Linked DNA regions of Homo sapiens: all the other regions are linked to region 3. Evidence: chromatin loops called from intact Hi-C (ENCODE). Cell type or tissue: PC-3. All regions are shown on one strand. Region 1 overlaps LDLRAD3 (low density lipoprotein receptor class A domain containing 3). Region 2 overlaps LDLRAD3 (low density lipoprotein receptor class A domain containing 3). Region 3 has its middle 120 kb from the start of LDLRAD3. Region 4 overlaps LDLRAD3 (low density lipoprotein receptor class A domain containing 3). Region 5 overlaps PAMR1 (peptidase domain containing associated with muscle regeneration 1). Region 6 overlaps LDLRAD3 (low density lipoprotein receptor class A domain containing 3).

Region 1 (5,000 bases), 330 kb after region 3:
TGGTCTCCAACTCCTAACCTCGAGTGACCCACCCACCTTGGCCCCCAAAGTGCTGGATTACAGGCGTTAGCCACCATGACTGGCCCCCATATTTACTTTTTTTTTTTTTTTTTTTTTTTTTTTTTTTTTTTTTGAGACGGAGTCTTGCTCTGTCATCCAGGCTGGAGTGCAGTGGCATGATCTCGGCTCACTGCAAGCTCCGCCTCCCTGGTTCATGCCATTCTCCTGCCTCAGCCTCCCGAGTAGCTAGGACTACAGGCACCCACCACCACACCCAGCTAATTTTTTTGTATTTTTAGTAGAGACAGGGTTTCACCATGTTAGCCAGGATGGTCTCAATCTCCTGACTTTGTGATCCACCCGCCTCGGCCTCCCAAAGTGCTGGGATTACAGGCATGAGCCACCACACCCGGCCCCTCTATTTACTTTTAAAAGGACACCAGTCATTTGACTTAGGGTCAAGTCTAAATGCAAGATGATCTCATCTAAAGTTCCTTAACTCAATTACATCTGCAGAGACCCCGTTTTCCAAATAAAGTCATATTCACAGGCACCAGGGGTTAGAACATGGACATAACTTTTGAGGGACACAGTTCAACCCCCTACACATAGTATCATGTACACATTCTCAAGTTATTAACAATTCCTAAAACAATCAGTGTTTCAGAATATCTCCTCATGGGGCTGTGGTATGATGTATCTGACACTGCAGTTGCCAGACTCCTGTGATTCTGACCTCTTACATCACTGCAAAGCAATACCTGACTTTGCATATGCCCTGTGGTATTACAAGGGTGAGCCACCAGCTTGAGTCTTTATTGCCTGGGCCTTTATTTCTTTTCCTTTTTTCCATTAGTTGTTTTTTATTTTTATTTTTATTTCTTTTGAGACAGAGTTTCACTGTGTTGCCCAGGCTGGAGTGCAGTGGTGCAATCCTGGCTCACTGCAACCTCCACCTCCCAGGTTTAAGCGATTCTCCTGCCTCAGCCTTGCGAGTAGCTGAGATTATAGGCACCCACCACCAGCCTCGGCTAATGGTTGTATTGTTAGTAGAGACGGGGTTTCACCATGTTGGCCAGGCTGGTCTTGAACTCCTGACCTCAGTGATCTGCCCACCTCGGCCTCCCAAAATGCTGGGATTACAGGCGTGAGCCACCACACCTGGCCAGATTGTTTTCATTGTTTCTGTTTTTCTTATTAAATAAATGTTATATATCTAGCATAGGGATTTTAGAAAAGGAGCCCAGTGATGGTCCTCTCCTTGGTTCTCAACCCTGTGATCTTTGTGTTTTAACCCCTGCCCTGTCACTTTAGGGATCTGGAAGCGGGAAGGAGACATCTGCGAGTGCTCAGATGACTATCTCGATACACTCAGGGTGTATTTTCTGGGGTGACTGTAGGGGCATCTCGGTTCATTTGGTGGCAAATCCAACTTTTCTATTCCCTAACGAGGACTTTGCTGCCTTTATGATTTTTCTCTCACTGCCTGCTTTTGGAAAAATCTTCTGACAGTTATATTTACCAGTAGAACTAGAAGGGAATGCTTCAGTCTATCCTGTGTTTAGAGTCATGGAGTTGGAGGAGGTTTGGGTGGGAATCTGAGTGACAGCCAAGGAGAAGGAGATAGGGCCGTCTTGGGGTTTTCTGCAGTCTCAGACTCTGGGTCTTTGTATGACCCTTGGGAACATGAAGCAGCCAGGGAATGGAGCCAGGACCACTTTACCCCAGCAAGACTCCCAAGCTATATCTTCAAAGGTCTGAGGGACATGGTGCATTCACTTGTCTTCTGCTACCCACAGATGACCAGCTCTGTGAAGGAGGCATCCCCTGGCTTGGGTAGGCAGAAAGTGTTGGAAAGGAATTGAAGTAACATTTCAGTTTGAAGGTTTTGTAACAGATGGTGGTGGCAGCTGCTCTAGGAGAGACAAATGAAGTTAGTGAAATGGTCCTTCATTCAGTCTACCTTGTGCATCCATCCATTTAGCCAACTGTGTTGATACGTATGATGAACCAGGCCCCATGTCGCACACTGGGATGATAAAGAGAGAACACCTGGCCACAGCGTCTGGAAACTCCTTATCTAAGAAGAGGGACAGACTCATGCCCACATGATGAGTTCTGTTGAGTACCAAGGTAGCAGAAAAGGGGAGCTTTGAACTCCATTTGGGAGTAGCCAGGGAAGATGGCCTTTCTGCAAGATTCTTGAGGGAATGATCAGGCACTCAGGCCTGGGAGGGGAGAAGACATCAGACGTCAGGGGATGGTCAGATGCCTGTGCAGAAGGTAAAATGAAATCTGTCAGATAAAATCTACAAAAGAATAGCGGTTGGAGAGTTGTGGGCACAACAAATGCAAAGACCATCCTGGATAAAGTTAAGTTGGCAGGAAGCAAGAGAAAAAGGGGAAAGAAAGTATCAGTATGCAGTCGCTAGAAAGGATAGGACAAAATAACCCAACTTGGAAGGCCCCAGAAAGACAAATGATTCAAGAAGCACCGTCTGTGTCTGAGACGCTGTCCCTGCACAGCAGTGTTGTCCAGCTGGTGAGAGATGAGGATGAGAGGGAGTTTGAATCTGTTCGCTGCTCCTATCTACCTGTTGAAAATGTCAGAGCTGTGAGTCTGCTTCTGGGCTGGTGGCCAGGGTCTGTGGCTCCCAGCGCTGTAGTGTCCTGCCACGTTTGTCTCAGTTGGTAATTGGGTAGAAAACCATCTCCTGGGGCTTGGTGACCAGGGTATGAGGGCACTGAACACAGTGCCAGAGCTTCCAGAAGTGCTGGGGCAGGTGCATCCCTTGCTGACTTGGGGCCCCATTGAGGCTCTGCGTCTGTTCCTCATGACTCATGAATGTGTTCCTCATGACTGTTCCTCATGACTCATGTTCCTCATGACTCATGACTCATGAATGTGGCTGAATTGAGGGCTAAAGCCCTGGGTCTCTCTTACAGCATTGCTTTGGCATTCACCAGGCCAGGGCAGGCGTGAACGGTGGAATAGGGAGTGTGGTAGGATGAGGTGGAAGGTGGGGTGTCCTTTTTCATTCCCCAAAACAGCTTTCTTGAACTATCCACCAGGCTGCAGGGGGTATCGTTTACCTGGGGACTGTGTGGTGTCCCATCTCTAGGGAAGAACAATGTTGCCTCCTAGTGGCTGTGTCTGTCTTGGACACCGGTATCTGAGAACTGAGAACAATATTTGTTCCATAAATGAGGCATGAATATTACTCTTTAAAGATTCCCTGTTGAAGGCAGGCACAGTGGCTCACACGTGTAATCTCAACACTTTGGGAGGCTGAGGCAGCAGGATCACTTGGGGCCAGGAGTTTGAGAACAGCCAGGGCAACAAAGTGAGACCTCATCTCTACAAAAAAATTAAAAATTAGCCAGGCGTGGTACCACACGCCTGTAGTCCCAGCTACCCAGGAGGCTGAGGTGGGAGGATCACTTGCACCCAGGAGTCCCAGGCTGCCGTGTGTTATAATTGTACCAGTGCACTCCAGCGTGGGTGGTAGAGCGAGACCTTGTCTCTTTAAAAAAAAATAAAAAAGGCAAGACCATCCTGGCTAACACAGTGAAACCCCATCTCTACTAAAAATACAAAAAAAATTAGCCGGGCGTGGTGGCGGGCGCCTGTAGTCCCAGCTACTTGGGAGGCTGAGGCAGGAGAATGGTGTGAACCCAGGAGGCAGAGGTTGCCGTGAGCCAAGATTGAGCCACTGCACTCCAGCCTGGGCAACAGAGCAAGACTCTGTTTCAAAAAAATAAATAAATAAAAAATTAAAAAGGAAAGAAAGAAAGAAAGATCCCTTGTTGAAGCTGAATGCCCATGCCCAAATTCTGGCCTTCTCTCTACCTCCTGCTTTTGCAGTAGCTTTCTAATGAGCCTTCCTGACCTCCAGTCCTTGTCACTGAAAGCCCAGTCCTGCTTGTCTTGCTGTCTGTGTTCAAACACACAATAGCCCCTCATTGCCAGTAGCATAAAGCTGAATCTCTTACTGGACATGGAAAGTTCTCCGAGGTCTGATCTGTTCACCACATGCACCCATAGGCACCTCTGAACAATCCTTGGTTTCCCACCTTTCAGGCACACTTTTCTGTCTGTCTAGAACGCCCTCACCAGTCTAGCCAGGCCAGAGGTTTCCAGTTGTTCAAATTGTAATTCACATGGTGCTGTTTCAGTGAATCATGCTCATATCTGGGAATGACCTGAATTCTATCCCAGCTCTGATGTACCCACATGGTAACATTAGAGACAGTCATAATAGCAGCTACTGTGTATTGAGCACTTACTACACAATACACAGTATTGTGTAGTAAGATGGGCCAGGGGTGCACATCGCAAAACTTCAGGGGGTGCCATTTACATCGAATACAGAAGAGAGGCACTGCTGGCCACTGTGCCAAGACCTTCATATAGATAATCTCAGCCCTAACAGTTGGACTCTGTTACCGCCATTTTACGAAGAAGGAAACTAAGGCTACAAATGTTAAGTTTCTTGCCCAGGGCCACATAGCTAGTAAACAATTGGGCTGGGCTGTAGTCAACTCAGGTCTCTTTCCAAAGCCCATGGTCTTTCCATGGCACTCCGCTCCCTCCTTAATAGATGCTAAGTTCCGTGAGGGCGGGATCCCACTTTGAATTGTTTTTAGTCTTCCACCTCCTCCATTGAGCTTGATAAATGTATATTGGTCAAAATCCCCAGTCCTGTCTAGTGCCAGTTACACATCAGTGTCTGTAGTAGAGACCCTGGCGCTAGCATGAATTCTACCAAGCAGGCTAGACTTTACAATCAATCAATAGAATAAAAGGAAGGAAAATAAACAGTTCCTCCCAGCCCACTGAGTACTATTGTCTTGTCTCTTAGTACCACTACAAGGAAATGCTAGATCATGAGCTGGGGCTACCAGAGAGCTTCATAGACTTGACCCCAACACTTTAGCTGGATGACTTGGAGAAAATTACCCCAAAGTGTCTGCAGTGACTTCTGTGACCACCACCAGCT
Region 2 (5,000 bases), 210 kb after region 3:
ACTCTGCCCATTAGACGCCAATAGCACCCCCATCTCCCCATCATGACAACCCAAAATGTCTCCAGACAGTGCCATATGTTCCCAGGGGGGCAAAATTGATCCCTGTTGAAAACCCATGGTTGAAAAGGGCAAGAGATAATGGCGGCTTGGATTGGGTGGTGCCAGTTGAGTGATGCAAATTGGATGGGTTTGAGGCAGGTTTTTGAAGACAGAATCAATAAGATTTAACCTGCCTTTGCCTTAGTTTCTCCTCATGCCTTTTTTTTTTTAGACAGAGTTTTGCTCTTGTTGCCCAGGCTGGAGTGCAGTGGCGTGATCTCGGCTCACTGCAACCTCTGCCTCCCGGGTTCAAGCGATTCTCCTGCCTCAGACTCCCAAGTAGCTGGGATTACAGGTGTGCACCACCACACCCGGCTAATTTTGTATTTTTAGTAGAGAAGGGGTTTCACCATGTTGGTAGGCTGGTCTCAAACTCCTGACCTCAAGTGATCCACCCGCCTCGGCCTCCCAAAGTGCTGTGATTACAGGTGTGAGCTACCGTTACCGGCCCTCCTCATGCTTTGAGTTTGATGATGTCACTTCCCTAAAGCACACGGCTGTGCACCAGCTGCATGCCTAATGCGGTTGCTCAGAAGAGCAAAAAGCATGTGCCTCTCTGTTATTGTTCACCAGGCCCCAGGATCCCTGGTCCTGCTGAGAAAGCACTTTGAGCCCCATGGCTGGCAGGACCACCTGTGTGTAACAGACATGGTATTTAGTCTCTGCATCCACCCATCCATTTGTCAAGTCCATGTGCCGCCAGCCTTATTGACTCTCAGAGCAAGTACTTTGGAATCTAATCTGGCCAATTTTCCCGCTCCAAAAATCTGTTTATCAGAACAAGATTTCACAGTTGCAGTGACGTTTCCAGGGGGGCTTGCCTTGGAGGAGCTAACTCTACAAATGCAAGTGTAAGTATTTCCAAACAAAGCAGAATGACCCTTACATTCCAGGCCCCTGAAGAGTTCTCTGCTACAGAGCAGTTCTCTAACAACAGAGCAGTTGTTAGCAAACAGCTGGAATGTGGGGGTTTTCTGGGTTGAGCATTTGTTGTCTGGCTAGTATCCAGTACCTGGCTGCCCTTCTAGGGTCCCCCTCAAGCCCTTGCCTGGAGATGGTGAATTGGTTTCATGTTCTTCTCAGGGTTGTTGGTGGCTTTCTGGAGTCCGGTCTTGAGAGGGAGTCTCATATTGATTCTTGGCTCGGTGGAACAGAGCATCATGATTAATTAGGGATGGCTGACTTTGCACTACAATAGGAGAAATTGCAGCAGAATAGGAGAAATAGTAGCATAATACCTTTGCATTTCCTAACAATCAGAGCTGCATGATTTTTGAATTCCATGTTGTTCCATGCTCTGGGCTACGTCTTCCTGCACAGAGTCTTTGCTGACACTGTTCTCTAGACCTGAAGGGTGCTTACTTTTTATCTCTGTGTGTCTATCAACATCCACTGTAGATGCTACCCTCTTTCTCGGAATCTTTTTTGATTTATTTGAATTTTGACTTTATCTTAAGGACACCAGGGAGCCATTCAATGACCTTTTAAAGTTAAGAAATGATTCATTTGGTGTTTAGACAGATCCTTCTGGCCACAGAGGGGAGAGTGGGTTGGAGAGGGGCAAGCTGGCAGGCAGGGAGGCCAAGTTGGGAAGTTGTGCTGTGCAGCAATCCCTGTAAGAAAGGGTGGCTGCTTTGGCTGGAGTCGCAACTGTGGCAATGGAGAGTCGGGGACTGGCCACATATAGGGGTTGATAGATTGAGGAGGGGACAAGGGAGATTTCTAGGATTCTGATGTGGGCAGTTGGGCAGGGTAGAGCCCCTCATTGTAGTTTCTCTCCTGGAGTTCTCCAGTGAGCGATGAAAGCTCATTTTCAGTAATGAAACGTGCATGTGCGTTATTAATTCTGTATAATGCAGCAGATGGTCTACAAGGGAAATTCCATGCAACAAGGCCGGTGGGGTGTTGCTTGCCTGTGACGGTGTCCATTGCAATTGGTTGTTGCCCGCTTGTTCTAGTTATAAAATATTTTTAGTATCACCCCAGTGGTACTATCACCAGACTACAGAATTAGTGCTCATCTGTGTTTGGAAAAGCCAGGGGACACGTCAGAGGAAAGGCGACATATTTGTTTGCTGAAGGGTGTGTATGGATTTACTGGGAGACCCAGCAGGCCGAAGGGCATCCCTGGTAAAAAGAACAGCACGCATAAAGGATAGTGGCCTGTAGGAGGATATGATGTTAGGGATCTGGAAATCTAGAGATGCTTCTCTTTGGCAAGGTTTATGAAAGAGAATCAGGGACCTTCTCTTCTGCTACCCCGAGGCGGGTCTAGACATCCCTGTTCTTATTTTGCTGTGTGTGCCTTTCCAGCCTAAAGGTATAATAAGCCCTAGCCTTTATCTCTGCATCTTTAGAACATAGCACAAGTATCTGGTCATAAATGTCCAGTAAATGCTTATGGAATGACTCAGGAGGGAGCTCTGGAGTTGTGGTGTGCTGAAGGACTGGTCTTTTTTTTTTTTTTTCCTGCTTTTCCCCAAAACTCTTTTACTCACATGGCTCCTTATCTCTCAGCCATTGATCACAATGGATCAGACTGGTCAGATCGATCAGATCCTGGCTCCCTTGAAAATCTCCCCCCAGGGTCTACTGGTAGATGAACTCAGCACCCTGCCCACCTCCACCGCCACAGCACTGGTGTTCTCTCTTTGCTTTCTAGCCTGAGGGTTGGCTGTTCGGGTTGGGGGCTTTGGCACTTTATGACCATGTTCAGTGGAGTTGAATCTGAACTTGCAGCTTGGTTCTCAGCTTCCAGTAACTCTTGAAAGGCAATTCCATGACCTTGGGACCCTGCTGGAGGTTACAAATCCCAAGTTCAAGATTCAATGTGGCCTTTTCTACCTGTGCCACCTCAGGCAGGTTGGTTTTATAGGTCTGGGCTCCTGTTTCCTAGAGTGAAATGATCTCCCGGTATTCCTTCCAACTTGGCCCAACTTCAAGGATTCTGTGATTGTAAGGGCTACAGAGTGTGAGGCCTGGAAAGATCTTGCAGTTCCTAATGTTGGAGACATTGGGAGTCCAGTGCTCACTCCTGTCTAGAATTTTAATTTTTAACCACTGCTGATGGCCAGAAAAGAACATTTGGATTTTACAACCAGTCTTTGATGGAGAAAGAAAAAAAGTCAGTGAACACCCATTTTGTGCCTGACATTCAAGTATGTTTGTTCCCTGTATTTCTCCATTTAGTCCTCTCAGAATCTCTGGAGGTGGACTGGGGCAGATTATTAGTCCATTTCACAGATGAGGAAACTGAAGGTCAGAGAGGTTGAGTCATCTACCAGAAGTCTCACCTATACCAAACCACACACCTTTCAGTTGAGGGGCGCTGAGGTCCCTGCTGTTGCTGTGCCGTCTGACCTGTCCCCTCTCTCTGACAGAGAGCCAGCTGCTCCCCGGGAACAACTTCACCAATGAGTGCAACATACCAGGCAACTTCATGTGCAGCAATGGACGGTGCATCCCGGGCGCCTGGCAGTGTGACGGGCTGCCTGACTGCTTCGACAAGAGTGATGAGAAGGAGTGCCGTGAGTGGCCTGGCCCTTTGCTGGGGTGGGGTGGCAGCCATCCTGGGGCAGAGGGGAGCAGGTCCTGAGCAGGCTTAGACCCTGCACACTCTGCTTGCTGCAAGCTGGTGGTTTTGTGCCTCTTGCCAGCAGTCCTGCTTCTTTGCTGTATCTCCATCTCAGAGTCACATGCTCTGTGTAGACACAGGGATCTTGGTGGTGGTGGAGCCAACGCTTTGAGAGAGCAGAAGGTTTTACCATCAGGCTCTACTAATCCCTACCCTGGAGTCCCATCCTTGCCTTCGCTTTATGTACGAGCCAACTGAGCATCCCAGAGGTTATGTGGCTGCAGCATCTTAAAACCAGCAAGTGGCACATTGGACTTGGGAACCCAGGGCTGCCTGACACCAGAGTCCATGCTGGTGACCATCTTACAGAGCACCGTGGAATTTTCTTGATGATTAAATGAGGCATAGCATCCTGCCAAGTATTCAGCATGGAGTTGGGACTGAATACATAGTAACGTGCTTTCCCATCCCCTTTTCTCTGCCGATAGATATGGCTTGAGCTTTGCTGGGGACATCATCTTCTAATGGGCACCACCAGGATCAAATGGTTTTGTGATCCTTCCCACCCCACCTCCTTTTCTGCCCTTTACCTGTTTCATGACGCCGAAACATGCATGAGATTTGGGTTGATGATCATCTACGAGAAAAGAGGCACCGGGGATGTGAGTTGAGAGGGGTCCGTGGTGTCAAATGATCCTGCTCCCTGCCCTGCAGAGGTGTATTTCTCTTCCTCTTCAGTTTGTCTCTGCAGAGTGAGCTTGGCCATGGTGCCCTGTGTGGTTGTCCTCCTGGGTGCCCTGGTAGGTAGGAAGCATGACTGACAAGTGGTGGGCACAGGGTTGTCTCACAGGGGATTGCCTTGAGACCACATGACTGGACGATGGTTCCTGGCTCTTTCATGTGCTTTGGGCACCAGGCCACGTGGCCTGTCTGACAGGAGAACTATGTGTCCTGGCTCTGAGCCTGCTGTCTCCCTGGAAGCCAGCTGAGGAAATAGCTGAAGACAGGTTAATCATTTGAACTTTTTTTTTTCCCTGAAACGGAGTCTTGCTCTGTCACCCGGGGCTGGAGTGCAGTGGTGTGATCCCGGCTCACTGCAACCCCCACCTCCCGGGTTCAAGCGATTCTCCTGCCTCAGCCTTCTGAGTAGCTGGAGTACAGGCACCCACCACCGTGCCCAACTAATTTTTGTATTTTTATTAGAGACGGGGTTTTACCATGTTGGCCAGGCTGGTCTCAAACTACTGACCTCATGATCCGCCCACCTCAGCCTCCCAAAGTGCTGGGATTACAGGCATGAGCCACTGTGCCCAGTCAGTCATTTGAA
Region 3 (5,000 bases):
GAACTTCCAAGTAAGAAGAGACACAAGAGTGGTATTTTCTTAGGAGATTATTAGACCCACCAGAAGGTAACAAGAGCATTTAGCAATGATAAAGAATAAATATCCCCACTTACTGGGGCAGCTCTCTTTCCTGTCTCTTCCTCATCCCTTTCCTCAGCTTCCTCCTACTCCTCTCCCAGAAATAAAGGAGCTTCATCTAGAAGAGCTCATGGACAACAAACATGCCTGGAAAAAGCTATTGCCTGATTGGCTCCCAGTTTTCATTGTGATGTTTCACACCTATCAAGTGACTTTGTTTTTAGAAATGCACAACCAAAGTATGGCCTTGAATTGGATCAACCCACCATCTCACTTCACAATACTCAGCCTAACATGACAAAACCACCAAGACAACCAGTTAATTTAACTGGAAAAAAAATCAGTTCAGCCAGTTGTTTGGCAGAGGTTAAGTAGAACTGTGTTGATTGAATTATGCATTTTAAAAGGAGGTTGCATAGGTACAGCTGAAGTGAAATCCTTTTGTGACCTTGAACTTGGATTTTTATATCAACATCAAAGATTTATTAATGAAGGCTCAAGATTTCCAATAAAAACTTTTCCAATTAAATGTTTCCAGTTGTCTTCCTTTCCCAGGTGAAGTGGCCAACTTCACTAAGCCCAGTGGCTGCCTTTTGCCCAAGCTCTCTATTCTTGAAATAGAGGTAAGTTGTCTTTGAGTGAATAATGGGAGGCATTCTAGATCAGAATGCCTGGGTCTGGCATTTACTAAGTCATTTTAAACCAGTAACTTATATGCCCTTTGCCTCCATTTCCTCATCTCCAAAATAGAACTTGCCACACTGGGTTGATAAGAGGATCAAATAAGATAATGGGTGAAAAGTGCTTAAAACCGTACCTGGCAAATAGTAAGTTATCAAGAAATGAAATAGTTATCAATATTAGCATCATTATCATAACTTGATTGGTGTAGTAATAAAACAGGTTATTGGATAGGAAATTTGGTGGTATCCAACCCCATTTTTAGAAATCTTCCTGAAAGAAATATGACATAGGTACAAAGCTTTTTGCATAAGAATGATCATGTAGCATTGCTTTTAAGGGCAAAAAATGTGGTAATGACGTCAGTATTCATTAATAGGGGACGGGCTAAGTGTCTGAGGATCTGTCCTTGTAGAAGAACACTCTCCAGAAAATCAAGGTTAGGTTTGTCTCTGCTGACTCAGCCCAGCAAACAGTGCTTCCGAAAATCACTGAGGCCTCCAAGTTCAGATTGGCAATCACAACTTTCCTTCCTGCAATCACAGAACATTCTCTGGGAAGCTAATCAGGATGACTTATCTTTAACTGGGAAGAGTGGATTTGTGTCACTCCAGCCAAACTCTGAAGAGGCACAAGCCCTAATGAGGAAGAGATCAAGGAACATTGTTGAACGATACCCTGGTTCTCAGTATAATCCCATCTCACGACTGTGACCTTCAAGTCATAGGGCCAGTAGAGTAGGTCAAATGAGTTAAAACCCTAACTTTTGGACTTTGATAACCTTCCTTAGAGCTCTCTACTGTGAGAAGAAAAGGTCATCTGCTAGGCCATGTTCAAGCAAAGAAAAGTGGGATTTTTCCCATCTCTCATGATTCCCCAATCCCAATCCTTTAGGGTTTACCTATTCATGTTAACCAAAAACACTGAGTTGGAAGTGGAGCCAAGCCCCTTACCACTTTACCACTCCCTAACCTCATTCCTGTTATGTCTGATTTCTACCAAACAGGAGCATTAACCGAGATCCCTTTCCCCAAAACAAAAGCTTTGCCCATTTGAGGCTCTTGTTTTGTTTGGGCCCTTCTTGCTATCCTTCTCTTGTTCTGTGCTTCGTTTTCTCTGGGCCCCATTCATTCCAGTTTCACGAGAGAAGAGGAGAAAGTACAGACCACAAGAAGGAAAAGCATTGTAATTCTGGTTGCTTTTTTACCCACAGTCGACGACTCCTATTGTAGCAGCCGCATCACGTGTATCATTGAGCGCTCCATCGTGCCCTTGACCCTTCCTAGTCCCGGCTCCTTGTCTTGGAGCAACAAAATGAAAAAGCTGAAGGCCAGGCGTGGTGGCTCACGCCTCTAATTCCAACACTTTGGGAGGCTGAGGTGGGTGAATCACTTGAGGCCAGGGGTTGGAGACCAGCCTGGCCAACATGGTGAAACCCCGTCTGTACTAAAAATACAAAAATTAGCTGGGCATGGTGGTTTATGCCTGTAATCCCAGCTACTCGGTAGGTGGAGGCATGAGAATCGCGTGAACCCGGGAGGCGGAGGTTGCAGTGAGCTGAGATCGCGCCACTGCCCCCTCCAGCCTTGGGGACAGAGTGAGACTCTGTCTCAAAAAAAAAAAAAAAAAAAGCTGAGGCGAACGCCTCTGCGCCCCCTAGAGGTTGGAGAGTGCAACCAACAATGAGTGTGAACACATGGAAAAGCTCAGTGCCAGCCTCCAAGCTGTTAGCAATGAAGAGGGAGCTTGTGGGGCAGGCTGATCCAAGTCCCAACCGCCCTGAAGGGAGATTATAATCCCCAGTTCCTCCTCAAGAACTTCTCCATTGTAAGGCAAATCCCACTTTTCTTCTTGCTCCCATATTGGCACCTAGATATCAAGGGAGGCAAAACCAAATCCTTGGCGTCTCAGCTCTGCTTTTGTAAACCAATTTCCCCACTAATAAGAATCGGAGATTGTGTTTCCCCGTGCAGTGCCAGACCAGGCCAGCAGGGGTCTAACATTAGTTGCTTTTAACCTACAATGACTGGCTCTCCACCGTAGTGGCTGAGTGAGTGAACTTGAAGTGAAGAGCTAATAGCCATGACTGGAGAAAACAGGTATAAATAGTGCATCCATTTTTGTAGTAAGACTAAAAACAGTCCAACCCACAGGATATCGATTTTCCTTATCCACAATGAAGTGCTTGGTTTAATACACTTTTCCTGTTTACTCTGAAAATGCATTCATAAAGAGAGCTATCTTAATCCAGGATCTTGGACCATCCAGATTTCTGTCTGAAACAGTTCACTAATTGCTGTTTGGTCTCTAAAGAGGATGCCATGAGGACTAAAGATTATATAATAAAAAAGACAATGTCTCAAAAAGCAAATGTCTCCAACTTATAGATGTCATAGTTTTAAAAACAAACAAAAAAACACATGAGTTTAGTATTTCTGGATCATTCTTAAGGTTGGTATTTGAAACTGTAAGCTCAAATCTTTACATTGTCCTTGAATATATTTTCACTGTGGCTATTAATTACAACAATGATTAAATACCTAAAAAACTATTGTACTTTCCAGTTTTCAGTCTTTTTACATACATTATCTCATGTGGTCCTTTAATACAAGAAAAAAATTAGTCTCATTTTATGGCCAATGAAATTGAGGCTCAGAGAGGTAAAGAATGTTGCCTGAGATCACACCACTAGTAGTAGCAGAGCTGGCAATTTTCCATGCCAAATGCAGCAATTAAAGTCCATGGGCATTACAGGACATTTACATATACAAACATTTATATAATGCAACCTTATTATGAATGGTATTTTTTCAGCAACTAACCTGATTTTACTTATTAATATCTATTTATATCTTGTTGCTATGATAGAATAATCATACTATAATTTCTTTAAATTAACGGAATGCATGCTTTTGATGAAGTGCACATTCCTTCACATAGCCCTCCCTGTTCTATGTTTGGCTCTTTGATGAGATAGCAGGAAGTGGCAAGAATCCAATCTACCCAGATTCAAAAATTCTCCTTATCTTAAACAGGCCACTCTGTCAGAGAAAATGAAACTGTTTTAATCACATAACAACCTGAAGTGCTAGGTACTATTATTTTTCTAGATGAAAGAAGAGGCACAGAGAGGCCAGCTTGCCCAAGTGCAACAACTATAAAGTGCGGGGGCTGATTTCTACCCAGCTAGACTGACCCCTACCAGGGTCACAATCACTGTGGCACCAGGTGCAAAGACCCTCCAGATAGCACAGAAGAGGTAACAGGACAGACTCTATAATTTCCCCCAAAAGAGTCTAACGTGGTTGTGAGAACTAAATAAAAAGGGCTCTGTTGTTATACCTTAGAGAATAGGGAGAAGCGTTACAGGTTTTTTAAAAAGTCAAATGCAATATGGATTTAAAATGACTTTATAGACATTATAATTTTGATACCAATCACTCTGAGCTGCTTGGATTGTCTCAGAATCTCCATTTTCTGCCTTCCCTTTTATTTAGAGGTTTAATGACCTTAGATAACATTAAGGAAAGGCACCTTGAGCTTGCCTGTCTGTAGCCACCGGCACTACAGACCTGGCGTGGCAATCTGCCCAATCCCCACAGGGTGAGTTCCCACGAACTGATAACCTACTATGTGCCGGCATTTTGCAAACTGCCTCTAGAACAGGCACTTCAGGCTGCCTAACGAGTGGGTGTCTACTCCCTCTTCTTGCAGGATTGGGTGCAGGGGTTCCCGCTCCCAGGGGCCTCCAGAAACAGGCTCAGTCTCCCAGCTCCAGGGGCCGACCTGATTGGTGTAAGGGAAGTCCCGCCCTCTTGGTCATGAGTGGTTCAGAAATGAGCATGTGACTTGCGGGGGCTTCTGGGAAGTTTCCTCATGCCCACAAAAGCCTGCCAGAAGGTACCACCTTTCTCCTTTACCCAGATGGTGCCTACATTTGTTCCTGTGATTTGAGGAGGAAGCTAACCTGGGGCTTCGGAGCAGAAGGTAAGGCAGCTTGAGAGAGACTCACTATGACTTGTGCCCAAAGCTCTAAGACCCTGCGGTCCTCACAGCACCCCCACAAGGGAAGCCTTGTTAAGGCCCTTTTGCAGATGAAGAAACTGAGGCCGAGGGAGGTACAGAGTAAATAACCAAACTGAAGTTCAATCAAACCCAGGGATATCTGCCTCCAAAACCTGGGCTCCCTTTCAGCTCACTGATCTGTCCACTTGTCCAGAGTGGGGAAAGTTAGAGCAGGA
Region 4 (5,000 bases), 230 kb after region 3:
GCAAGGTAGAAGAGCAGCTCTTCTTGACCCTGCATGGAACCTAGAGCATGGGGTTTTACTTTACTGAGCCTTCTTTTCCTTCTAAATAGAAACATGCCCTCTGGCATCTTCCCAGAGATGCTGGCTATTTACAGGATTGACATCACCCAGTTCTTTGATTTCTCTGCTGATGGAAGAACAGAATTGTAAAACATCAACAGAAGCTGCTGCTTAAAAAGAATGAAGATGGATGGATGCATGGGTGGATGCATAGATGAATGGGTGGATGGGTGGGTGGATGGATGGATGGATGGATGGATGGAAGTATGCATGGATGCTTGGATGGATGGATGGATAGATGGATGGATGATGGGTACATGGATGGATGGATGATGTGTGGATGGATAGGTGGATGGATGGATGAATGGATGGATGGATGGATGGATGGATGAATGGATGGATGGATGCCTGGATGGATGGATGAATGGATGGATGATGGATACATGGATGCATGGATGGATGGATTGATGATGGATACACGGATGGATGGATGCATGGATGGATGGATGGATGGATGGATGGATGCATGGATGGATAGATGGTTGGATGAATGGATGGATGGATGCATGGATGGATAGATGAATGGGTGGATGGATAGATGGATGGATGGATGGATGTGTGGATGGATCACACACACACACACACACACACACACACACACACACACACACACACACACACTTGCTCTCTCAGCACTTTTAAAGGATCACTTGATTGATTCACTTTAACAGCCTCATATCCTCCCTTTCCACCTGCCCTGACCCCAATTCCTGCTTGTAATTAATTTTTCTTCTGAAGGGAAATATTCTCTCAACTTTTCTCCTTTTTGATTTGGGTCCCAAGGGGTATGAACTCTTGGAGAGTGTTATCCCTCCCTCTCTTTCTCTCTCAGCCCTTGCATAGATGCCTATTATCATCAGTTCAAGCCATGGTATCCAGATATTTTGCTTGGATTTAAAACCAGAGGCAGAAGCTAATGAAGGGCTTTCATGTTCAGAAACAGAGGGTTCCTGGCAGCCTCACTGGCTTCTCCATTTAATTCCATGGTGCTAGGGGCACTCCCACTGCTTAGCACAGCCTGGGGGACTGGCAGATGGCACTATCGGCCCAGAAGGGCCAGTCTTCCCTGGTTCAGCCATTGCCTGTGCAGCCACAGTGCCCGTGTGCAGGGTAGAAACCACAGCGCTAAAAGACACTTGCCTGTGGTCTTCCTAGTTAGTATACTTTGGTGCAAAGAATGAACTCTTGCTGTGGGTGAGCACTCTCGCTTTTCTCAGCCGTAGTTTTCTCATCTATAAAGTGGTTCTGTTATGTTACCTTCAAGCACCCTTACAACTACAGACCTCTGTAATTTTCAATGGAATGTTCTCTTCCTTGTGAAAATACAGAATGTTTTTCTTGCAGGTGGACCTGCACATGTAGGAATGAGTTTGGGTAGCTTTAAGGTTATGCAAAATGGTAGAGACTCTAAGTGAGCATGTAGTGTAGGGGTTCTGGGGTCAGACAGCTTGCCCTTTTTTTTTTTTTTTTTTTTTTGAGACAAGAGTCTTGCTCTGTCACCCAGGCCGGAGTGCAGTGGCATGATCTCAGCTCACTGCAGCCTCTGCCTCCCAGGTTCAAGCAATTCTCCTGCCTCAGCCTCCTGAGTAGCTGAGATTACAGTCATGCGCCACTACGCCCGGCTAATTTTGTATTTTTAGTAGAGACAGGGTTTCACCATGTTGGTCAGGCTGGTCTCGAACTCCTGACTTTGTGATCCACCCGCCGCGGCCTCCCAAAGTGCTGGGTTTACAGGTGTGAGCCACCGCACCTGGCTGACAGCCTGCCTTTAAACAGCAACTGAATTTTATATAATAGGCACTGTGCCCAATGCTCTGCATGGATGATCTCATTCAGTCCTCACATCACCTAAGTTCTGCTAGTATCCCCATTATACAGTTGGAGAGTTGAGGCTTAGAGAAGTTAAGTAACTGGCTGAGGCACTTGGGTGGCCTAGCCAAGTTTTGAAAGCAGACATTCTGGCTTGAGTTGAGCCACTGAACCACTCTGCTGTGCTGCCCCCTGTGGGTAAGTGCACACCACGGCAGGTCTGTATGGAGGAGGTTTTCAGGATTCACTTGGAGCTCTCGGAATGCATAAAGTGCAATACTTTCCCATTGCCGCAAAAAGATATTGCATTTTAAATGTCTGAAATCATGATTGACTTAGCTCCTCAGCCCTGAAGGGTGCAGCAGTGGCTTGAAGCATCAGAACCTTGAAGGAGATTTCTTTGAGGAACACTTTGCTATCTCCTGTTAAAATTAGCAGCAAGCATTCTCAGGGCACTCTCCACTAAATATGTCTGGCAGGAGGGTACACGATACCTCTCCCTTCACTCCCCAAATCCTCCCTGTATTGCAGTCCAGAGCTTTTCAAACTTTATATGCATTCAAAAGGCATGGGGGTCTTGGTAAAATGCAGAGTCTGGCTCAGTAGGTATGTGGGGTAAGGCTGATTGAATTTCAAACAACCCCCCAGGTGACTGTTGATGCACTGGTCTGAGGTCTACACTTTGAGCCACAAGGGTCTAGAGTTTATGATTTTCAGGGAGCTAAGCTGGCTGTATCAGAATGACCTGGAGTCTTCAGTAAGCAGCTTCCCAGGACCTTTCTGGGATATTCTCAATCAGGAGGCCTAGGATAGACTCAGGAAACTGCCAGTGTCCCAGGAACCACACTATGAGAAACGCCGCCTCACTCAGTGGTTCCTGTGATCGTCAGGGTCCCTGGTGGATTGAGGCCAACTTGGGAAACATTGATTATTGGGTTTGGGATGGGGCCAGAAGCCCACTTGTATCCTGTTTCGCCGGGGGAGCCTAATCTACACTCAAGTTTGTGAATTCCTCGCAGTAATTACTTCTTTACCTCCTCATCTTTCGTCTGTCCCTTGGCCCCAAACTCTTCCTCAAGCTAGTGTCCCACTGGCTCTTGTTCCTTCTCCTTTGTTGTAGCCAGTGTGTGACTCCTTGGCCCTCTGCACCTGGCTTTTGCATCCTCCACAGTAATGTTTTGCTCCAAGAATCTCTTAGTTGTCAGATCCAGCAAATGTTGAAATACGCTATTACTTGGCCTTGAAGCGGTACTGGACACTGCAGACTGCCTCTTCGTCTTCTCTCCTTTGTTTGCTGAGATTCTGCCCACTATCTCTTGGCTGCCCTTCTACCTTCTTGGTCTTCCTCCCTGGATCGTCAGTTGCCTGGAAATGAATTCTGACCTTTCCATCTAATACATTTTCCCTTGCTCATTTATTTCCATAAACTAGTGATCCTCAGATATTTTTATTTCCTGAATGATTGTCCGAAACCACACATTTGCGTCACCATTTCCTTGCTTAACGTGGACTCTGGAGCCAGCTGGTCTGGGTTCACATCCTGGCTCTGCCACTTGTCAGCCAAGAAATCTTGTGCAAGTCACTGAGTTCTTTAGGTTGCAGTTTTCTCATCTGGAGGAGGGATGAAGTACCTCATCTCAGTGGAGCGCCCAGCACTGGGGTTGATGCCCTCTGAGCACTCAGGAGATGTCTCTTTGATTTTCCTTTAATCATTAGTAATAAGTAGTAGGAATAATAACAACAACCCTCCAGTGGCTCCCAGATTGCACATGAAATCAAGTGTGTCTTAGAGAGCCCTCCTGGCTGGTCCCTCCTGTCTCTTCAGCAGCAGCTCCTTCCCTCCTGCTCTCCGCCCGCCAGCTCTGTCTCACACCCTGGTGCTGTGGCACATGCCATTTCCCTCTGTGCCTCTGTCTTCCAGGCACAACACTGGAATCTCACTGGAGCACTCACACCACTTCCCCCAGAAGCAAAGAGCCACGTCTTCCTTCACGCTTCTGGTCAGTCTTGGGGGTTTTTCTGAAGCATATGACCTACTTTATCAACTCCATTTGCTTATAGGTCTGCGTCTCTGTCAGATTGCGAGCTCTTTAAGTTATGCTTGCATCCCTGGCATCGGGTTTGGCTGACACTCATTGTGGACTGTTTGAATGAATGAATGATTTAGTGGCACTGCAAATCAAAACCCAGTCCACTGGTATAGAGGGAGAGCCCTCTGAATGTCTGAGATGATCTTACCTTGTTACATACAAAAACTTAGAAATCCTTCTTGAGTCCTCTGTTTTAGTAATTGCCCACTCTCCCTATTCTAATCCATTAGCAAGCCCAGTCAACTCTACTTCTAAAGCAGTGGGTCTCAGTCAGAGGTGATTTTAACCCTCATAGTCATTTGGCAATGTATAGAGACATTTTTGATGGTCACAATTGGGGTTGCAGCTGGTGTATATGGATAGAGGCTAGGAAAGATGTGAAACACCTTACAATGTATAGGACAGTCACCTCAACAAAGAATTATCCAGCTTTAGTGTGAAGAGTGCTGAGGTTGAGGAACCCTGATTTAGAGGATACTGAGTTCATTCACAGCTCTCTGTCTTCCCCACTCCTGTGCTAGTGTAAGGCACTGTTGTCACTCCCTGGACTGGTCTTCCTGCTTCCTTTACCTCCCTCTGTGCCTCCCTCTGTGCTCTCAGAGCATTTCTCACAGGGCAGCTGAGTGGTCTTTTATAAAGGATAAATCAGGCCAGGTACAGTGGCTCACACTTGTAATCCCAGCATTTTGGGAGGCTAAGGTAAGAGGACCACTTGAGCCGAGGAATTCAAGACCAGCCTGGGAAACATAGTGAGACATTGTCTCTACAGAAAATGAGAAAATTAGCTGGTCAGTAATTCATGCCTGTAGTTCCAGCTACTCAGGAGGCTGGGGCACACTTGAGCATGAGAGGTTGAGGCAGCAGTGAGCCATGATTGTACCACTGCACACAAACTTGAGCAACAGAGTGAAACCCTGTCTCAGAAAAAAAAAAAAAAAAGATAAGGTCACTCCCCTGTAATGACTTCTCATCACAGCTAGAATTCTGAACTCAAACTCCTTA
Region 5 (5,000 bases), 340 kb before region 3:
TTTGACTGGTTGTTCTCTTGAATGTAGATCTTATTTCCTTGCTTGTTCACAACAAGAGATCTATTGTTTCCTTTGATTGCAAACGCCCTCTCCTCTATTAGGCTGGTGGGAGAACTGATCAGGGATGAATCAGTTTGACCCAATCAAGGGTTAAGCTGATTTGGGGCAGGACTGAAGCTATAATCTCACCAGAAGAGCCTTGAAATTCAAACCCCATAAACCTAAGGAAATCTCTCTTTGATTTTCATCTCCTCCTTCCCCCAGCTTCCTGCACTCCTGTGACTACAAGACTGGGAAGCTGTGAGCCCATGAGACTGTGAGACTTTGAGACCACAAGCTTATAAAGCTGCAAGGTGACAACATCCCAAGATCTCCTGCTTCGTAGCCTCATTCCAGCCTCTGCTTGCACAGGCAAATTCCATTTAATAAAATACTTGGTGGAGAGGATTGTCTTTGCCTTGGAGTCTCTTCTAGATTTAAGTTCAACTGGTCAGCCCATAGATTCAAAAGTTTTCCTGTCTTCTCCTCCTCCTTCTCTGGTAGGCCCCTTCCTGCACTTGCCCTGCCCCCAACCGCAGCAGCTGCCTTCAAGTATGAAGCATCCCGAATCTCTTGCTCATCCTGGAAGAATTCACCCCTCTGGAGTTTAAATTCTTTTAGATTTCATATTATGGTTTTAATGAAAACTGTTATTTTCTTTGGTTTAATCTAGTGATTTCTTACTGTTTGAGCAGGAGGGAAGGTCTTTCACATCCTTCTATACCTTCACCAGAAGCTGAGCTATGATTGATGAGTTCTTTAACAACATAAAATCCTCTGCAAAGATTTAAACATGAATTCTCTGTGGTCAAAGAGCTTCAGCACATAAAATATAAAATACTATTTGCCATACAATACTTTGTCTGGTGAAGACTACCTCCTTGTGCCCAGTGTGTATTCTCTAACCTTAAAGGCTTCTCTTTTATTATCTTTCTTCTCTGGCCCTATATTGATTTCTTCCCCTGCCACCCAAAACAACAACTAACAAATAGAGCTCATTTCATGGCTCTGGATTATAAGAATAGCATCCACCATTTATTGAGCACTTACTATATACCAGACTCTATCCACCATTTATTGAGCACTTACTATATACCAGACTCCATATTAAGGGATTTATAGACAGTTCTTCACTTAATCTTCACAAAAACTCTCAAGGCCACTATGAGGATCCCAATTTTGTAAATGAGGAAACTGAGATTCACAAAGATTGGGTAACCTTGCCCAAAGCCAGGAAAGAAACAGAGATTCAAATCCAAGCCCAGGCTGCTAACTGCCACCTAATACCATCCCCAGTTTGAATCGACCTGAGCATTGTTCTTTTTCTGGGAGCATCAGGACACAAAAGTCTGGAGCGAGATGAGGCAGCTTTCAGTAACTCCACCCTAGGCGATTCCGCAGCTCCCCTGGAGGGCAGCCCCGAAAGTCAGTAACACACAGCTTTGTAAGCCTTCTCCCCACTCCCCTTAAGTTTGCTCTTAATCATTCCTACTTATGGCTCAGGAATCGGCCTGCACAAATCCTCTTCCTCTCCGATAACTCACCCTACAAACATTTTTGGGCATGGCTTATGGCCAGTTCCTCTGTTTCTCTGCCTCTGTCCAAAATATGACTAAGAAGATAAATGTATTAAGGACCTATAATCTCTCCCCATAAATCCTCTCATCTGGGTTGCTTTCCTAACCTCCTTAGATGCCCAGTATCCTTCAGGGACTGAAAGGCTGGGATCACTGCCATGCCAGCTAGAAGTGTGGCATTCTGGGTCGCTCTTGGGCCCTCCTGCTGCTCATCTTTTTTGATGGCCAAGGAACTCAGCCTAGGGCCAAGCTAAACCAACACCAGTCCAGTGGTCAGCAGTGGAAGTCAGCAGAGTGGTTCCACTTCAGAACGCAACTTTTGAGTTTAAGAAACCCTAAGAGGAAGCCTTGGTTTCGACTTTGGATATCAGCACCTCTAATAGCCAGCACCCAAATCGCAGTTCCTAAATACAATTTCCCACTATAAGAAACCAGGATGCAGGGAGAAATAGCTTGTTTCAAGACCTGGGCATAGAAAATCAAGGTGAACTTAAAACATTTGAGGGTCAGGGGTAGAATGCAAGTAAGTGCTCAAGGAGAAATGAGGTGCAGCCTGCTTAACGGGCCAAATCTGAAACAATCTAAGCATCAAAAGAAAAATTATGATAACACTATGAAACAGAAAAAAATTAAAATTCATGAGTCTTAAAGTGCAGAAAAAGAGAGAGAGAGCCAGATGTTGGAGAATGATAAAAAGTGGCAAATCCTGGAAAGGAGCATATGGATGTATACTATTCTTTCAACTCTCTGTAGAATTGAAGGTTTTACATTAAAGAGTGGAGAAAGGTAGAAAGAACAGCTCTTTTTTTAATGGCGATAAAGTGCCAGTAGCTCTTAGTCTGGATATTCTGAGATTACTAAACCAATCTTTCCTGGGCAGAAAGATGTGAATAAGTTCTCTCCTGGGCTCAATAGCCTCAGGCCGTTTGCCCATCCTCCTGGATAATACAACCTGCCAATGGTTATGCATGAATCAATTCCATAATGAATTTTAAGGTTGTCATTAGTTAGGTTAGTAATATAAACATTGTCAAGGACAGTGAGCAAATAAAGGTGCTACTGCATCTGTTCAGTGCCAGATGCTCTCTAACCCACATATAAAACAGCTCTGATCCTTCTGGCACTTGCCCGCCACTCCTCCCTCCTTCTAAGGCTCTGTATGGTACTCAGGAAAAAAAAATGCCCAGGCTCTTCAGAGACACTCAGAAGGAAGCGCCTTCAGGATAACGTTGTCTGAAAGGATCGCTTGGGCGCCATCTAGTGGGAAAATGCTTGCACTGCCATGGGGCTCCGGCGCTGTGTCCCAGCCATATGTAGGCGACCCTTAACGTAGGCAGGCAGCATAGTGCTCAGCACCAGGCAGGCATTCAACAAAGAGTGAAATGAATTACTTCTTCCTATGAATTCCCTACACATTTATTTAGTGCCAGTATGAGGTGAGGGTGATAAGAACCTAATAACATCATATTGATGTCTTCTTATGGTCAAGCACTGTTTTCACAGATGGATTGTAAACTCATTGCGGAATCATTGTGTTCCCTGGTGACCAGCCCAGTGCTCCATAAGAAATGCTCCATCAGTGCTCATGGCAGTGGTAACATACACTGTGTGGAATGAGGCTCTCAGAACAAGCATAACGTAATTGAACAAGCAAAACTGAACCAACACAGATCGGATAGAATCTGACCATTAGTTTGTTTTTTCAATTTCATAGCATTGACCACATTCTATTTTTTTAACTTTAAAAAAAATCTCCTCTCTAAAGCGCAAGCTCTAAGATGTCAGAGACCATGCCCGTCTGGCTTATCATTGTACATCCAGCACCTAGAAGCATCCATTCAAGAAATATCTTTTGACTGGATGGGTAGATTAATGCACGAAGGTGTGAGCTCTCTGTTCTGCCTGCCTAGGTGATAGACTGGTTGCTCTGAGCCAGTTCTGCTGTCCTTGAGAAAGCCTGGACCCTCAAATGGACACAATCACCAGCCCAATCAATGAGGCTCCATAAACAGCGTCTTACACCAAGGTGCAACCCAAGATTTGACCAGTAGGTGCTATTTAAAAAGACACATGCTCAGGATTTCTGAATATTAATATTTTCTGTTTCATAACATTTGGGTGACTGCTATCCTTGTTTTGTTACCATTTGCTGTATTGACTTCTTGCATGCAAATATTCTTTCCTTCCTGTCCCCTGCACCCTGAACAAACCCCCTTACTCACATGGAGCGACTGAAGTATTGTTTAGAAATATTTATCCACCCCTCTTCCTTTGGGATGGCATATACTTCCCTACTTCACTCATTGGGAACTTAGCCATGTGACTTCTTTTGGCCAGTGGAATATGGGTGAGTGTGATGTGCGCAGAGGCCTTATGTGCACCTGTGTGTTTGGCTTGACCTCTTGTGCTTCTGCGACCCACCCTGAGAAGAGCATCCCCTGATGGTTGCTGTCCCTTCTGCCTAAGCCCTGCAGCCTGGAGCACAACCAGCCCAGGTCAGCCCAGTTGAAATCAGTGGAATGCCTGCCAACTCACAGACCCATGAGAAAGAACAAACATTTGTCCTTTGAGATTGTTAGTTACCCAGAAAAAAAAAAAAAAAACTGAACACTTTATCACCACCATCCCTGAAAGCTTCAACTTAGAAACTCTACTCTCTGACCATAATACCCATTCCACCTATGTGTTCCATTACTTCATTACCACCAAGCCTGCTTTTCCACTTAAGACCTCCTGTCCCTATTGCCCCTCTACCAGGCTCTTTCTGATTTCATGTCCTTCCCAGCTGGGATCCTTGGTCAGTCATGTCTCAGCTTATTCTTGGATCAACAAAACAACTGGTTTTACTCCCTTCTGCTGCTGCACTTCCAGAGAGCATCAGCCAACGTCCTAACTGACTGCATCACCTCCCTAGGAACTCTGGCTTCGACTGGGTCCTCCGTCTCGCTTGGATATGCTTTAAGCTTAACACCAGCTGGTGCCTTTTCTTGTTCCTCAAGTGGCTGCCCCAAACCTTTGGTACTTTCAAGCCCCAACCTCACTTCTACTCATTCTCAGCAGATATTTCACTCCCTACTTCCCAGAGAAAACGGGAGAACTCACCAGCAGGAGGCAGACTAGGACTGTGGTTAAGAACAAGAGTAAGGGGTCTGGAATCGTCCTGGGCTTTACCCCAAAGTGTACGGCCTCAGGCAAGTTACTTCACAGCTCTGAGCCTCAGTTTCATTATCTATAAAATGGGAGTATGTATTTTCATAGGGTGATTGTACAGATGAAACAAGACATGGCACATAAAGTGCTCAGCACAGTTCCTACCATATAATTACTAACAAACAAGATATGCTACCTATAAATAATTCTTTTCCTCCTGTCTCAGCCTAGGAC
Region 6 (5,000 bases), 310 kb after region 3:
AGAAGAGCATATGGCATTTGTTCTCTGCCTGCTTCTGAGAAGAACACTATTAGCCCTTTTCTAAGTCCTTTCTAAAACAAAAACAAAACCCAAAGGATTTGGCTTGCAACTGTCGATGGCAGAGGCTGCTGCAAGCAGGACTTGGTGTTTTGCTGATTCGAACATTGAGCAGAGGTATGTGGTCTGGGATTCCCTGTGAAATCAGCCCCAGAGCCTTCATCTCCAATAGCCTGTGCCAACCTAGAAGGCCAATATGAAAGTTGAACGAGGAACTAGGAATGGTCCTGTCCCAGAGTCCCTTCAGAGGAGGTGAGCCAGTATCAAATCCGACCTTGCTGGGACCCCAAGGGATGTTCTGCACTCAGATTTTATAAATCGTCCTTTGTGCCAGGTCCCTTCCCGGGAGCCACAGGCATGACTTAGGTTGTTGCGTGGATTCCCTTACCTAGGGCATAGAGAGGCCATGCAATTGATCATTGCTCTGAGGCAGTCAGAAAATGTGGAAGGAGGCATCCCAGCTGAAACATCTGCCCTAAGCCTCCTTCTTGGCCCTAAAACCTGCCTGGAATGTTCACCACCCCCAACACTCTCCCCAATCCACCCACCTCCTCTGGGTCTTTGCTCAGTGAGACCTTCCCTGACCACCCTCTATCAAACTGCATCTTTTCCCTTCCCTGCTATATTTTTCTCTGTAGTATTTATCACCACTGGGTGTACACTGTCCTTACATTCATTCTTGTTGTTTGCTAGTCTCCCTCTGTAAGATAAAAGCTCCAGGAGGGAACTTCCGTGTTTTGTTTGTTGTTCATTGCAGTATCCTCAGCCCCCATAGTGGTGCCTGGAACTCAGGAGGGGCTCAGTCAATATTTGTTGAATGGATAGTAATAGTAATGGCTAGCTTTTATCAGCTGAGACCCTATGCTTACAGTTCACTGAAGAGTTGAGAGACAGGCATTGAACAGGCAATTTCAAGTGTGATGATTCGTGTAAGGAAAAGTGTAGGACACGATAGTAGCACGGTGGGCTTCCCTGAGGAAGGGGCATTTGGCTGAGACCTGAAGGGTGATAAGACCCTGAAGAGAAGAGTCTTCCCGGTGGAGGGAGCAGCATTTGTGAGGGCATAAGGTAAAGAGAATGGGGCTGACGGGATAGAACTCACAAATGAAGTGTGCAGAGGCTTGTCTGGATGTGTCCACGGGGGCTGGAAGGGGCTGGATTTTAGAAAAAGTATTAAGATCCCAGCCTTGATCCTCAGGACAGCGTGAGGCCATCAAAAGGTTCGGAAGGAAGTTTGGAGGGCAGAAGGCTGGAGGGAATGCTTCCTTGCCCAGATGAAGCCTGAATGACTCGCAGGGCTGGGGCAAGCTGCCGCCAGTTTTATCCACAAAGCAGCAACCACTTCTGCTAAGATAGTGATGACTCCGAGCCCCTCCAGCTCCCCTGTTCTCCTCAACCCTGGTCTGAGCGCCTGCTTTGTGCGAGTCATTCAGGCTTCATCAAGGCACTATGTTAATGTTAGGTCCTTCTTACAGATCAGCCCACGTAGTCCTCACAGCAGCTGGTTGAGGAGCTATTATCATCATCCCCACTTGGCAGTGGTAGGTAGAGGCTGAGGCTGAGAGAGTTGCCCAGGTTCACTCTACTGGAAGGAGCCAGCTCTGGAATCTGGAATTCAGCCCCAGGCCTCTCTCAGTCCAAGTCCAGTGCGCACTATCTCTTTCATGGACTGCCTCCCATTCTCAGGATCCTAATGTCTTTATCTAACCCTGCTGGTGGCCAGAAGCCTCTACCTGGTACCCGTCACAACCCAGGTGAGACCAGGCATCTCAGGATGCCTCACCTGACTTCCAGCTGGAATCCAACCTGAGCTGTGCAGTTGGCTCAAAGGGTGGCCAACCAGAGGAGCAGATTTATCCACATTGGCATCAGAAAAACCACTCTAGGCCGGGCACAGTGGCTCATGCCTGTAAGGCTCATGCCTTGAGAGGCTTTCCCTGTTCTCCCAGCTCTCACCCCACCACCAGTAATCTGTGCTTAAACGAGCTGTCTTGCCTTTCCACGCAAATGAATTGGAGATGGTGAGGCTCCAGGCAGCAGCAGACGCATCTCAAAGCTGGTTTGGGGCATAAGAGCTTTCTCTCTATGAGAATAACCTGCTTCGGAGCCTTCTCAAGGATAGGGAGGTTGGTATTTATATAAAGTGAGGTTTTCGAAATGAACAGAGGTATGAGCTGCCTGGCAGTGTCCTGGAACGAGCCAGTTTGTAAAATAACTACTTTTTTGTTGCTTTGGGGCTAGAATACATTATACCAGAGTAAGAGATGGTAACTGACTACATTATTGTATTTATTTCTTAGGAATGAAAACACTATACTATTCCTATTATTGGGGATGCTTTGCCTTTTAAAAAAATTATGGTGAAATATACATAACAGAAAACCTACTGTCTTAGCCATTTTTAAGTGTATGGCTCAGTAGCATTAAGTACTGAATTATTGTGATGATTTGCCTTTTGAAATCCAGAAAAGAATACCTGGGTGTATTTTGTCCAAGCATGTAATATTGCTTCCTTGACTCCTATTTATAGTTTCTAACATTTGCATGGTTTATTCCAGTTTGTATAGTCTATATCACACATCTTGCCTCATTGAACCCACCTGGGGCCTGGGGTGGGCTGGGCAAAGGACCAGAGGAGCTTAGGTGCTGGGTGGTCTTTGTTTCGAGCATGTTCTAGTGCCATCTAGCGTCTGTGGGACCTTGTGCTGGCCAGGCTAAGGCTGTTGGATTTCCCCTGCTTGGGGCGATGGCTCTGTAAAACCCAAATAGCTTTAAAAGAGCACCAAGGAGATGTTTGTCTTTTTAAATCAGCTGGGATTTTTTTTTTTTTCCAGCTCTGATCCCTTGGAAACTTACAACTAAAATTCATTTCATTAGCAGTCAGAACAGTGTGTCCCTTTGAAGTTCAGACAGGGTGAGATTAATATGAACACGATATTAAGCTATTAAGCATCAGTTTGCCAAACCTATTTATAAAGGAGAGCGGAAGACGGAAAATAAAGGAGGCTGCATTAAGAGGCTCCTTTGCCAAGTCCACTGTCTCTTGTTGGAAAATGTGTCTCAATAACCCGTTTTTGTGTGAGAGAAGAGAAAAAGAAAACGTGTGACTGTGTGTGTGTGTACACATGCTTCAATGATGTGTGATTATCTAATAAGAGCAATAATGCAGCGTGGCTAAACTTACACAGTGTTGACTGTGTGCCCAACACTGTTCTTAGTGCTTTATATTTAAAATTTGTTAAATCACACAACAACCCAGAAGGAGTAGGTGTCATTATTTCCCCGTTTTATAGATGAGAAAACTGGGGCACACAAAGGTTGGGTGGTTTGTCGAAGGTCACAAAGCCACAGTAAATATTTTGTGATAGAGAAATTGTTCAGGACTCAGAAGCACATGGATTTTTAATTCGGGTTTCAGGTGATGTTGCGTTTTTTCTTCCTATCCATACATCACTTTTGAGCGCCTTACAGTCCCGATAGGAGAGGACCTTACATAGTGCTTGTCAAGTGAATGCAGCGGTTTAAGCCCATGTGGGGTTTTTGGCTTGTTTTAACGCACTCATAAGTAACGTACTCATGCGGGGCCGTGTATACAGAGGGAAGAGCACCACGTTAGTCAGCAGGTTTGAGTTTGGTCCTCAGCTCTGTGGCTTCCCAGCCACGTGACCCTGGGCAAGTGACTTCCTCTCCCCAGCCTCAGTTCCCCCCTTTTGGGGATAATAGAATGAGTTTTATAGTGTTTTGGGGTTTTTATTTTGAGAGGATAAATGAGATACTGATTAAAACAGCCTCTTGTCTAGTGTTTGGCCCATGGTATGTGCTCATTAAATTTTACCTTTGTTTACCTTTTATCTGGAAACTTAAACTTACTTAGCTCTCCTTTTGCATTTTCTGGCATCTCCTGCAGTGATGATTCATCTTCCTTATGGCCTAAGAAGGCCAAGTCCATTTGTCCATTTTCTTTTTTCTTTTTTTTAGTTGAGATGGGGCCTTGCTATGTTGTCCAGGTTGGTCTCGAACTCCTGGGCTCAAGCAGTCCTCCTGTCTCAGCCTCCCAGAATGCTGGGATTACAGGTGTCAGCCATCATGCCCAGCCTGAGTCCATTTTCTTTTCCTTTCTTTTCTTTTCTTTTCTTTTCTTTTCTTTTCTTTTCTTTTGGAAAAAACTGAGACAAGGTCTTGCTCTGTTTTCCAGGTTGGTCTCAAACTCCTGGGCTGAAGCAGTCCTCCTGCCTCAGCCTCCCAAAGTGCTAGGATTACAGGCATGAGCCACCATGCCCAGCCCAAGTCCGTTTTCTTTTTCTTTTCTTTTTTTTTTTTTTTTTTGAGACGGAGTCTTGCTCTGTCACCTAGGCTGTGTCTCAGCTCACTGCAAGCTCCGCCTCCTGGGTTCACGCCATTCTCCTGCCTCAGCCTCCCGAGTAGCTGGGACCACAGGCGCCTGCCACCACGCCTGGCTAATTTTGTTTTTGTATTTTTAGTAGAAACAGGGTTTCACCGTGTTAGCCAGGATGGTCTTGATCTCCTGACCTTGTGATCCGCCTGCCTCAGCCTCCCAAAGTGTTGGTATTACAGGCATGAGCCACCGCGCCCGGCCCATTTTCTACATCGAAGGATAAAATGGTCCAGTTCTGCTTGGGTGTGGGTTCTTAAATGTCTGTTCTAGTTGAAAGAACTGAAAGCTGAGAAAAATCTGGCTTTGTTCCTTCTTCCCTCTTTCAGATTTCCAAGTATATATATATATAACATGTATGTATACACACACATACACACACATGCATGCATAGCGACCCAGATAATTTTGGATCAAGTATAACAGGAATGGAGATAAAATCAGAAGGACATCAGACATTTGGATGGGCAACCAGACACTGGGGAAAAAATCTTGTTTGTCTGCAAGTTACCTCCTACAAGGCAAAAATCATAACATCAGCATCTTATGG

The links. Hi-C counts contacts between places; a loop is a spot of excess contacts. Peaks named below come from ENCODE experiments on the same cell type or tissue, not always from the same donor. Only the 100,000 strongest peaks of a DNase experiment are listed, where the experiment ranks them.
Region 1: a loop joins it to region 3, with 19 times the contacts of the local background. A loop is called at or near these places in 12 of 110 quality-filtered maps.
Region 2: it touches region 3 in a loop (3-fold over the local background); 17 of 110 quality-filtered maps call a loop at or near these places.
Region 4: a loop joins it to region 3, with 10 times the contacts of the local background. A loop is called at or near these places in 16 of 110 quality-filtered maps.
Region 5: it touches region 3 in a loop (9-fold over the local background); 7 of 110 quality-filtered maps call a loop at or near these places.
Region 6: a loop joins it to region 3, with 9 times the contacts of the local background. A loop is called at or near these places in 64 of 110 quality-filtered maps.

Annotation. Positions count from the first base shown.
Region 1 is chr11:36,147,003-36,152,002 of GRCh38, forward strand. All of the region lies in intron 4 of LDLRAD3 (low density lipoprotein receptor class A domain containing 3), which reads left to right. Among named protein-coding and RNA genes, the nearest start is that of MIR3973, 140 kb to the left of the region's middle. RefSeq lists enhancers at 2,276-3,475, 2,415-2,988, 2,868-3,047. In PC-3, a CTCF peak has its summit at 3,125 (motif pointing left); a DNase peak (open chromatin) is centred at 2,899; H3K4me3 peaks cover 566 bases; H3K27ac peaks cover 2,784 bases.
Region 2 is chr11:36,032,624-36,037,623 of GRCh38, forward strand. It overlaps LDLRAD3 (low density lipoprotein receptor class A domain containing 3), which reads left to right. Exons shown (of 6, transcript NM_174902.4): 2 at 3,480-3,626. Among named protein-coding and RNA genes, the nearest start is that of MIR3973, 25 kb to the left of the region's middle. RefSeq lists an enhancer at 496-790. In PC-3, no CTCF peak of the experiment used is centred here; a DNase peak (open chromatin) is centred at 2,468; H3K4me3 peaks cover 1,066 bases; H3K27ac peaks cover 2,770 bases.
Region 3 is chr11:35,819,549-35,824,548 of GRCh38, forward strand. No RefSeq gene overlaps it. Among named protein-coding and RNA genes, the nearest start is that of LDLRAD3, 120 kb to the right of the region's middle. In PC-3, a CTCF peak has its summit at 2,712; DNase peaks (open chromatin) are centred at 2,473 and 2,753; H3K4me3 peaks cover 307 bases; H3K27ac peaks cover 378 bases.
Region 4 is chr11:36,054,438-36,059,437 of GRCh38, forward strand. All of the region lies in intron 2 of LDLRAD3 (low density lipoprotein receptor class A domain containing 3), which reads left to right. Among named protein-coding and RNA genes, the nearest start is that of MIR3973, 47 kb to the left of the region's middle. In PC-3, CTCF peaks have their summits at 2,082 (motif pointing left) and 2,296; no DNase peak of the experiment used is centred here.
Region 5 is chr11:35,483,013-35,488,012 of GRCh38, forward strand. All of the region lies in intron 3 of PAMR1 (peptidase domain containing associated with muscle regeneration 1), which reads right to left. Among named protein-coding and RNA genes, the nearest start is that of PAMR1, 40 kb to the right of the region's middle. RefSeq lists a silencer at 2,927-2,976. In PC-3, CTCF peaks have their summits at 2,871 (motif pointing left), 3,083 and 4,721 (motif pointing right); DNase peaks (open chromatin) are centred at 1,599 and 2,819; H3K27ac peaks cover 1,460 bases.
Region 6 is chr11:36,129,183-36,134,182 of GRCh38, forward strand. All of the region lies in intron 4 of LDLRAD3 (low density lipoprotein receptor class A domain containing 3), which reads left to right. Among named protein-coding and RNA genes, the nearest start is that of MIR3973, 120 kb to the left of the region's middle. In PC-3, a CTCF peak has its summit at 2,731 (motif pointing left); no DNase peak of the experiment used is centred here.